2 separate regions of the Homo sapiens genome follow, and region 1 is linked to region 2. A link is an interaction called in ENCODE POLR2A ChIA-PET data of the cell type or tissue named here. Cell type or tissue: Panc1. All regions are shown on one strand. Links, peaks and the distances in the headings refer to the core of each region. The heading gives the core; the rest is flanking DNA. Region 1 overlaps LUCAT1 (lung cancer associated transcript 1). Region 2 has its middle 60 kb from the start of ARRDC3.

Region 1 (5,386 bases), core at 121-5,120, 140 kb after region 2:
CAGTCACTAAATAAGACACAATGGATGCCAGTATTCTCATCCCCTCACAAATAAAGAGCCTTCAAGCTCTTGCAGTCAACAAGAACTTTTGGAATGATTTCACTGCCTGAAAAGGCAGATACATAGGTGACACCCACAAATAGGAAGAAAATCAACCTGAACCTGAGTGTGTGGGCTCACTGACTCTAAGCAGTAGAGACAGAAGAAAAAGTTTTAGCAAAGAAGGGTTCTGAAAGAAAATAAATATAGCTCGTTATCAAGTGCTGTTTTTACACAGTAAAACATGGGCAAAATTACTCTTCTTTAAGTAGTAATTCTTATCTCTTGATTAAGTCACCTACTCATTCATTTAATAAATACATACTGATTGTTTTCTATGTGTTGAGCACTCATCTCTGTATTGGAAATATAATAATGACCAAAGTTGACAATAGTAATAACAATAATAGCTAATATAGCAGGCACTAATAATTATTTGTTGAGTAATATGTCAAAATTCAGTGTGAACAGCATTCTATTTGGGGCTGCATCCACTGACTATAACACAGCTAATCTATCTGAAATGTTCCAGCTTTGGGCCTCTCTAACAGAAGAAGCTGTTGTTGGGCCTGCCTCTAGTTGGCGATGCATCCACCAATGAGAATGAATTTATGATCGACCACTCTTCCTGTAAAGGCCGCTGGAACTGACAGCATTGTGATTTTCTTTTACTGTTAGTTTTAAATTACTAGAACCAACTCAATTACTAGAACGAACTTTACTTCTTTGTTTCCTACTTATCAAAACAGTAAAAACAACAAGTAAAAGAAATGCCATCTTAATATTGTTTTGATGACAAAACAGTATTCCTTTTAGTTGTGCTTCAAATGGAATAAGATGCAAACAGGCTTGGTATGGTGGCTCACCCCTGTAATCCCAGCCCTTTGGGAGGCCAAGGTGGAAGGATTGCTTGAGGCCATGAGTTTGAGACCAGCCTGCGCAACATAGCAAGACCGTGTCTCTACAAAAAATAAAAAATTAGCTGAGTGTAGTGGTGTGTGCTTGTGGTCCCAGCTACTTTTGAGGCTGAGGAGGGAGAATCTCTTGAGCCCAGAAGGTCGAAGTTGCAGTGAGCCGTGATCGTGCCATTGCTCTCCAGCTTGGACAACAAAGCAAGACCCTATGTCAAAAAATAAATAAATAAAAGACATAAACATATCTGAGATTAACTTTCAGTGGTAAATTTGTTCCATATATGATTTTTAAGGTTAAATGCTTTGGAAGCTTTAAAAACCATTTCAGCCCTTTTAAATGCCAACTTACACTGATGATGCTCTCAGATGTTAGGAAATCTTTTGAGCAGAAAATGGAAGTGGGGGTGTTGAGGCAGGGAGGAGAGTGATGCAATATTCCTTAGTGTCATCCTGTGATTTCACAATTTGTTTTTCAATCTGTTTGGACTTTCAAAAGGGAAGACTCTCATATGTCAACAAGCCCATGAACTGAAGCTTAAAACACTGGAAACAACAACTGTAGAGTTTCAAGTATATGTACATTTATGTATTCATGTTCCTTGATGGGAATGCTGGCTGGTGTGAATGTTCAATCTCCTGAGAAATGTAAATTTTTCTCTGACAGATTTATTAGCTTGCTGTATCTGAGCACATGAGCAAAAACAATGCCTAATAAGAAAACTTTCTCTCTCCTTCAAAGTCAAACTTGGGAGAAATGAAGGGAAATCGAGTTTTCTTTGCTTGACAGTGTTCAACATTCTTGTAGTCAGTGTGCTCATGAAGATTGCAAACTTTTTTTTTTTTTTAGAGCAGCTAGGACTACAGGCGCGCACCACCACACCCAGCTAATTTGTGTATTTTTAGTAGAGATGGGGTTTTAACTATGTTGGCCAAGCTTGTCTCAAACTCCTGACCTCAAGTGATCCATTCGACAGCTCTTTCTTTTTTTTTTTTTTTTTTGAGACAAAGTCTCGCTCTGTCACCCAGGCTGGAGTGCAGTGGTATGATCTCAGCTCACTGCAACCTCCGCCTCCTGGGTTCAAGCAATTCTCATGCCTTAGCCTCCCGAATAGCTGGGACTACAGGTGTGTGCCACCACGCCCAGCTAATTTTTGTATTTTTAGTAGAGACAGGGTTTCATCATGTTGTCCAGGCTGGTCTCAAACTCCTGACCTCAAGTGGTCCGCCCGCCTCGGCCTCCCAAAGTGCTGGGATTACAGGTGTGAGCCACCACGCCTGGCCATCTGGCAGTTCTTTATAGCAGTACGAAAATGGACTAATACACCCCATCTCTCCCAAAATAAAAAAAGTAGATAGGTGTGGTGGCACGCACCTGTAGTTTCAGCTGCTCAAGAGGCTGAGGTGGGGGGATAGCTTGATCCGGGCAGGCAGAAGTTGCAGTGAGCTGAGATTGGACCACTGCACTCCAACCTGGGTAACAGAACAACAACCCATCTCAAAAAAAAAAAAAAATAACTGGGGATTAGATTGAAAAGATATAAAAATAAAGCTATTAATCTCTTACAGTCCCAGATATAAAGTATATGCTCTCATGTTATGAAAAGGTCAATATAATTATGAATAAGAAAAAAGATTATTGTTCTTTTATGTTCACCAGTCTGAGCACCTATGATGAGCACCTATGAGAATCTCTGCTGGTACTTACCAGTTAGCCCACTCACTGTCTCCAAGATTCTGTATGTTTTCCACCCTCTGTTGAGAGCATTTCTGGTACAGTGTACATAGTTAAGTAATAATAGTCAAGGAGAAAAGAAAATAAAGTTCTGACGTGGCATTAAGAATAGCAGCAATAAGACCAGGCGTGGTGGCTCATGCCTGTAATCCCAGCATTTTGGGAGGTCGAGGTGGGTGGATTGCCTGAGGTCAGGAGTTCAAGATCAGCCTGGTCAACATGGTGAAACCCCATCTCTACTAAAAATACAAAAATTAGCTGGGTATGGTGGCGCATGCCTGTAGTCCCAGCTACTCAGGAGGCTGAGGCAGGAGAATTGCTTGAACCTGGGAGGCCGAAGTTGCAGTGAGCCAAGATTTTGCCACTGCATTCCAGCCTGGGCAACAGAGTGAGACTCCTTCTCAAAAAAAAAAAAAAAAGAAAAGAAAAGAAAAGAAGAAGAATAGCAGCAATAAAATAGAGGAAATGACTGGCTCTGAGGCAGATTGTTTAAATAAAATATGTGTGGTGGCTCACTCCTGAATCCCAGCACTTTGGGAGGCCAAGGTGGGTAGATCACTTGAGGCCAGGAGTTCAAGACCAGCCTGGCCAACATGGCAAAACCCTGTCTCTGCTAAAAATACAAAAATTATCTGGGCATAGTGGCATGTGCCTATAATCCCAGTTACTCGGGAGGCTGAGGCAGGAGAATCACTTGAACCAGAAAGGTGGAGGTTGCAGTGAGCCGAGATTGTGGCACTACACTCCAGCCTGGGCAACAGAGCAAGACTCTTTCCCAAAAATAAATAAATAGGCTGGGCGTGGTGGTTCACGCCTGTATTGCCAGTACTTTGGGAGGCCAAGGAGGGCAGATCACTTGAGGTCAGGAGTTCAAGAGCAGCCTGAGCAACATGGTGAAACCCTGTCTCTACTAAAAATACAAACTTAGCCAGGCGTGGTGGCACATGCCTGTAGTCCCCCCTACTTGGGAGGCTGAGTCAAGAGAATCACTTGAACTCGGGAGATGGAAGTTACAGTGAGCTGAGATGGCACCACTGCACTCCAGCCTGGGTGACAGAGTAAGACCCTGTCTCTGCTTTTTAAAAAGAAGAAGAAAAGAAAAAAAATGTACTGTATATTTCAAAATAGCTAAAAGAGAGGATTTTAAATATTTTTACCACAAAGAAAATGATAAATATTTGAGGTGATGTATATGCTAATTAACCTGATTTGATCATTCATATATGTGTGTGCGCATATATATATATATATATATATATATATATATATGGAAACAGCACACTTTACTCCATAAATATATACCTGTACAATTATTATTTGGCAATTAAAAATTAAAAAACTGGCCGGGTGTGGTGGCTCAGGCCTCTAATCCCAGCACTTTGGGAGGCCAAGGCAGGCAGATCACAAAGTCAGGAGATCAAGACCATCCTGGCTAACACGGTGAAACACTGTCTCTACTAAAAAATACAAAAAATTAGCCGGGCGTGGTGGTGGGTGCCTGTAGTCCCAGCTACTCGGGAGGCTGAGGCTGGAGAATGGCGTGAACCCGGGAGGCGGAGCTTGCAGTGAGCCGAGATTGTGCCACTACACTCCAGCCTGGGCAACAGAGCAAGATCCGTCTCAAAAAAATTAATTAATTAATTAAATAAAATAAAAATAAAAAACTATTTAAATAAGTAAATTAGCCAACTAAATACAAGTAATATAAATAGATTATATGGAAATAAAAGCCAAATTAAGTGTTTTATTGCCAGTTCCAGAAGCAAGCCTTTAAGACAATCTTTATTATTGTAGGACCCATAACACTATGCATTCTCTCAATATTCTGAGATTTTTCTCATCTTTACCATACTACATTGTATTAATGGGTGCAACAAATATGTTTATTTACTTCAAGTCATAGTCAACTTTTCCATATAGATTAAGAATTATCCTTTTTTTTTTTTTTCTGGGACCAGGTCTTGCTCTGTCCCCAGGGCTGATAGCTCACTGCAGCCTGGAACTCCTGGGCTCAAGTGATCCTCCTGCCTCAGCCTCTAGAGTAGCTAGAACTATGCCCAATCCTCCTGCCTTGGTCTCCCTAAGTGCTGCAATTACAGGTATGAACCACAACACCGGACCTAGATTATGAATTATTCTTGTATACAGCTATGGCCTTGTCAGAGGAGTTTGAACCAAAGCAACTCCATCTTGAATAGGAGCTGCGTAAAATGAGGCTAAACCTACTGGGCTGCATTCCCAGATGGTTAGGCATTCTAAGTCACAGCATGAGATAGGAGTTTGGCTCAAGATACAGGTCATAAAGACCTTGCTGATAAAACAGCTTGCAGTAAAGAAGCCAGCTAAATCCCACCAACATCAAGGTGGTGATGAGAGTGACCTCTGCTCATCCTCACTGCTACACTCCCACCAGAGCCATGACAGTTTACGAATACCATGGCAACATCAGGAAGTTACCCTATGTGGTGTAAAAAGGGGAGGCATGAATAATCCACCCCTTGTTTAGCATATCATCAAGAAATAACCATAAAAATGGGCAACCAGCAGCCATCAGGGCTGCTCTATGGAGTAGCCATTCTTTTATTCCTTTACTTTTTTTTTTTTTGAGATGCAGTCGCACTCTGTCACCCAGGCTGGAGTGCAGTGGCACAATCTTAGCTCACCGCAACCTCCGCCTCCTAGGTTCAGGCAATTCTCCTGC
Region 2 (5,386 bases), core at 157-5,156:
AGACCCCAATCCTTAGGAAAGGTAGAGAAAACTAATGATATTATCAAGAGACACCTCAGAAAATTATCCCAAGAAACTCACCTTCCTTGGGTCACTCTTCTTCCTATGGCCTTACTATGAATAAGAAATACCCCTTTAAAACGAGGTCAAAAGCCAAGAGCAAAACCCATTGAGACTTCCGGTTACCATCTGAAAGGGAGTTCAGAAGTATGAACCAGAGATCTCTGCTGGAAGAATTTGCAAACCTTGGAATTTTCTTAAACGTATCTATCTTGTGTATCTTCTCCTTTTTCTAAAATGATTAGTTGAAACCCCATAAACAGAAAAGGGCCTGGGTGCTTTGGGCACAGTAAAGAAAAAGTAAGTTACTCTTGATAACAACCAGGCCTAATGAGGAGAATAAAGAGGACTTTTAATTGCAGTGGTTAAGTGGCCAAGCCCTGCAGGGCGGGGGGGGGGGGGGGGGCGGCAGGGAAGGAAAGAATGAACTTTGAGCACTGGGAGCTATGGGGGATCTTTCTCAATAAGCAGGAGACCGATTCACTGTCTCCCCTGGGACACAGAGATAATTGATTATTGTCCACAGGACAGGCACTCAGAGTTACACTAAAAGAGTGGTTCTTGTGAGCCCCGAATATCTGAGACAGGTCTCAGTCAATTTAGGAAGTTTATTTTGCCAAGGGTAAGAATGCGCCCATGATACAGCCTGAAGAGATCCCGACAACATGTGCCCAAGGTGGTCGGGGCACAGCCTGGTTTTATGCAATTTAGGGAGGCATGAGACATCAATCAATATATGTAAGATGTATATTGGTTCAGTCCGGAAAGGTGGGACAACTCAAAGTGGGGAGGGGCTTCCATGTCATAGGTAGATGAGAGACAAAGAGTTGCAGTCTTTTGAGTTTCTGATTAGCCCTTCCAAACAAAGCAATTCTGCAAGGAAATTCCTCGTGTACAAATTGTGAGGGCAGTATGTACCTTTTTTATCTTTTGTAGGAATAGACTGGCAGGCTGGTTTGCCCTAAGCAGTTCCCAGCTTGACTTTTTCCTTTGGCTTAGTGATTTTGGGGTCTCAAGATTTATTTTCCTTTCACATGCTTATAATAAAATGTGGTTTCCAGGCTGGGTGCAGTGGCTTATGCCTGTAATCCTAGGAATTTAGGAGGCCTAGGTGAGCAAGTCACTTAAGCCCAGGAGTTCAAGACCAGCATGGGCAACATGGTGAAACCTCATGCCTACAAAAAATCCAAAAAAATATTAGCCAGGTGTGATGGTGCATGCCTGTATGTACCTGTAGTCCCACTTACTCAGGAGGCTGAGATGGGAGGATCACCTGAGCCTGGGAGGTTGAGGCTGCAGTAAGCTGTTATTACCCACTGCACTCCAGCCTGGGCAACAGAGTGAGTCCCTGTCCTTTTTTTAAATTAAAAAAAAAAAAAAAGGCCAGGCGTGGTGGCTCACACCTGTAATCCCAGCACTTTGGGAGGCTGAGGAGGGTGGATCACGAGGTCAGGAGATTGAGACCATCCTGGCTAACATGGTGAAACCCTGTCTCTACTAAAAACACAAAAAATTAGCCGGGCATGGTGGCAGGCACCTGTATTCTCAGCTACTCGGAAGGCTGAGGCAGGAGAATGGCTTGAGCCTGGGAGGCAGAGCTTGCAGTGAGCTGAGATCCCACCACTGCACTCCAGCCTGGGTGACAGAGCAAGATTCCATCTCAAAAAAAAAAAAAAAAAAAAAAAAAGATGTGGTTTCCAGGCCAGTAACATCATCATCACCTGACAACTCATTTGACATGCAAATTATCCAGCCCCATTCCTGACCTAGTCAATCCAAAACTCTGGGGATGAGGGCTAGCAATCTGTATCTTAACAAGCTTCTAGGTGATTATGATTCACAGGAAAGTTTGCAAACCATTGCACTAGGGGATAGGATTTGGATCATTACAGCATTTCACTGCAGGAAGTACTATTCCCCTAGAAAAAAAGGTGAAAACAAAAGCAAGTTGATTAGAAGGTAACTGTGCTGGAAAAAGCTAGAGAAAATCATTCATTTATTCAATATATTTGCCAGCAGAAAACATGACAAGAAAGGCAAGGCAAATAATCCATTGAATAATCATGAGTCATCACTCTTAATAGTATCTACCTTCTATATATACTGCTGTACAATCCACATTTGTTTGCCGACAGTTGTACTTGTTAACCAAAACCAAGAATACTCACTTTGACATAAAAATAGGACTTAAGATTAGTGCAACTTACCATATCAGATAGCAATGAAGCTGGCTGAAAACAACATATGCCTAAGATAAATATATATTATCCATTCCAGTCAGACACTTTAAAGAAAAATAAAGTAAAATCCAGACTATGGCTATCAATGAACTATAAGGCACTGATGTTATAAAATGAAAGGTTTATTATTCAAATATACTCATGAACTTATTTAAAATGTGAGAAGTCCTTAATACACTATTAAATGTGTATACATTCTAATTCATTGAATAAATGAAGAAAAAATTGTATAGAATATCATGACCAAACCTCTCTTTTCCCAGATTTCAATACATTAATTTTTAGATTTATATTTCTCATAACAAATAATCAGTCTTTATCATCATTCCACATAGAATCTACAAGTTTTTTCTTTTCCTCAAAGATTGAGTACATCAGAACAGGAAGAAATGTTGGAAACAAACTCTTTTATTGGAGAAGAATCTCAAGGCCCCTCACCATTAGTAGAAGACAATCCCATGGCGTGGCATGAAGCAAGGTGGCTAAGCCACATATGAAAGTAGACTCCTTGCTATGGAGCATTACACAAATGTCAACAGTGATTAATTGATAGCAAAAGTTCTCAGTGCCAGAGTCTGGGAAAATGAGTCAAGTAGGCTTACACAGTCAAAGGAAAAGTAGTCCTGGAATTCTACCCACTATAGCTATGGTAGGTGACAACAGATGTTTCTAATCTTCAAGTGGTTAGTTTTTCTTTATTAAAACAATAATAATCCAGAGATGATACTGATGTATGGACATGAGAGCAGCAAATAATTTCCATTTAGTTCAGATTGTCTCATTTCAACCTTGCTATATTCAGAGACACCTAATAATATCACCATATGCTTTGAAAAGAACATATTTATCACTGCATTTAAACGAGCATATGGTGAAATATTTTTCAGTGTTATCTTTTAAATGAAGTGAAGAAGAATGAATGTAGTATATAATACTTCTAATATATGAGGAGCTTGAAGACCTTTGAGATATAACATCGAAACAGGTGGATTAATAATTTTCTTGAAATATTTTTGCATGTTTGATTAATTAATCAGTGTCTTGAGACTATGTCATTTTATATCAAGATTTGAGTGTACATGGGTTAATTTAGTAATGGATATCATTTTAATTGGATTTGAAATTGGGGTATATGTCTCCAAGGATCTTTAACTGGTCAGGGTAGTCAAAAGTATTAATTAATGTGCTTCAGAATATTAACTTATTTTCTCAAAGCCTGTTGAGTTCATAGAGTTGTGAAAGTTTTCCTCTCAGCACTAACTTAATGCCCATACACTTAGATGTTATAAAAGATTAGTCAAATGTGAAATTATGAAAAAAAGTTAAAAATATTTTATCACAGGCCTCTGTTACTGATTTTTAAATTAGTTTACTGAAAATACATGTGTAGTATCTAGGAAAAATTCAATTTTGTGTTTCTTGGATGTCTAAAGTTTCTTTCTATCAAATAGCAATGCACTGGCTGGTGTTAATAAGTCATTTAAACAAAAAATTTTGTCAATCTGTTTTAGAAATATGTGTGTCAAAATATTCATCAAGTCGTTTGGGGGTCAGAAAATACAAGAATTAGTTGTATTCTTTCCATTAATTATTTGTGCAACCTTGGTCACATTAACCTGCACTTTTGTGTTTGGTGCCCTTACTTGTAAAATTATGCTGCACTTTTAAATTGCCATGGTTCGTTGATGTCTTGGTCTATGAAGCCTACAGAGAGGAAAGATGGTATCTATTTACTAATTTTATTGTGCTTATTGAGATACTTACCAATCACTCAAGGACACCAAATACAAGGTATTGCACTCCTTGCAGCTTACAGATGCGAAGTGTGGAAATTCTTAAACAACTTCACACCCCATAGTGCTCTGGTGCATATCACATGGATCCCGTTACATTCCCTGAAACCTCTTGAGGTATAGCATGTAGTCTAGGAATACCTTCCAGGAATCATCTATACAGAAGATCCTGCACTTATTCCCTTCCCATTATGAGTCCTGGCCCATGAGAAAACAAAACCAAGGACTATGCACACTGTCCTCTGTTTTATTTTCTTGCCTTGTGTAGGTGAGTAGAGCCAGAGAGAGGAAAGCCTCATGAGTACTTGATGTGTCCTTTCAAGGCCCTGCATGAGTTGGTCACCTGCTTAACTCCCTAGCTTCATCTACTTCAGCTAGCAGTGGGGCCCCTCCTCATCATCCACACATCAATTAGAGTGGGCATCTTGCCTCCTGTCTCAGGGTCCTGGCACCCATGGATTCCCCCGGAAGACTCCAGTTGCATGTGCCATAGGTCTACAAACACTCTTGACCTAGTTCATTCATTCACATCACTGTCAAAGTATCACTTTCTCAGAAAAGCTTTCAATAACCCCTAGTCCAGGTCAGGTTCCTTTCTGATGAACACTAAAGATTATGATCCTTTCCTTCACTTACCTACATTTGTAATTATATTCACTGATAAAATTATTTGAATAATATCTGTCTCCTCAACTCAATCATACTCTCCGTGAGTGTGGACCTTGAGTCTTTTTGCTTACTAATCCTTTTTTGCTTACTTTTTGAGTCTTTTTGCTTACTGATCTTCTCATTCAACACTATCACTTTTTGCTTACTGATCTTCTCATTCAACACTATCATTTAATCCTATCACTCACAATTGCAAGCAACAAAAACCAATTCAGCTGATTTATAAGCTGGTATAGATAGTGGTTAAAATCTTGCATCTGGCATCAAGCTGCCTGGGTCTTGACTGCCACTTACCAGCTTGTGACCTTGGATGGGTTCCTTAACCCTTCCTGTGCCATAGCATTCTCATATATAAGAAGGGAATAATTAGAGGATCCACCTATTAGAACTCTAGTGAGGGTAAAGTAAGTTTATTCATGTAAGGCACTTAGTAAGAACAGAATAGAGCAAATGTTAAAATATCCAATAAATCTTAGCTATTAAGCAGAAAACAAATGTATTAATATTTATTTAAAATGTTAATATTACAATAACATGTTATTAAGAAATTATTGGGTAATATTCTATGATTCTGGAAAATGTAAAAATATAGGGATAGAAAACAGATCAGGGATTGGGGTGGAT

What was found. ChIA-PET counts read pairs that join two places held together with the same protein. Peaks named below come from ENCODE experiments on the same cell type or tissue, not always from the same donor. Only the 100,000 strongest peaks of a DNase experiment are listed, where the experiment ranks them.
Region 1: POLR2A ChIA-PET joins it to region 2 with 9 read pairs; 2 of 35 experiments call an interaction of 5 or more read pairs at or near these places.

The regions. Positions count from the first base shown.
Region 1 is chr5:91,297,722-91,303,107 of GRCh38, reverse strand. LUCAT1 (lung cancer associated transcript 1) reads left to right here. Exons shown (of 5, transcript NR_103548.1): 5 at 1-122. Among named protein-coding and RNA genes, the nearest start is that of LUCAT1, 14 kb to the left of the region's middle. In Panc1, for the core only: no CTCF peak of the experiment used is centred there; no DNase peak of the experiment used is centred there; H3K27ac peaks cover 886 bases.
Region 2 is chr5:91,440,734-91,446,119 of GRCh38, reverse strand. No RefSeq gene overlaps it. Among named protein-coding and RNA genes, the nearest start is that of ARRDC3, 60 kb to the right of the region's middle. In Panc1, for the core only: no CTCF peak of the experiment used is centred there; a DNase peak (open chromatin) is centred at 2,843.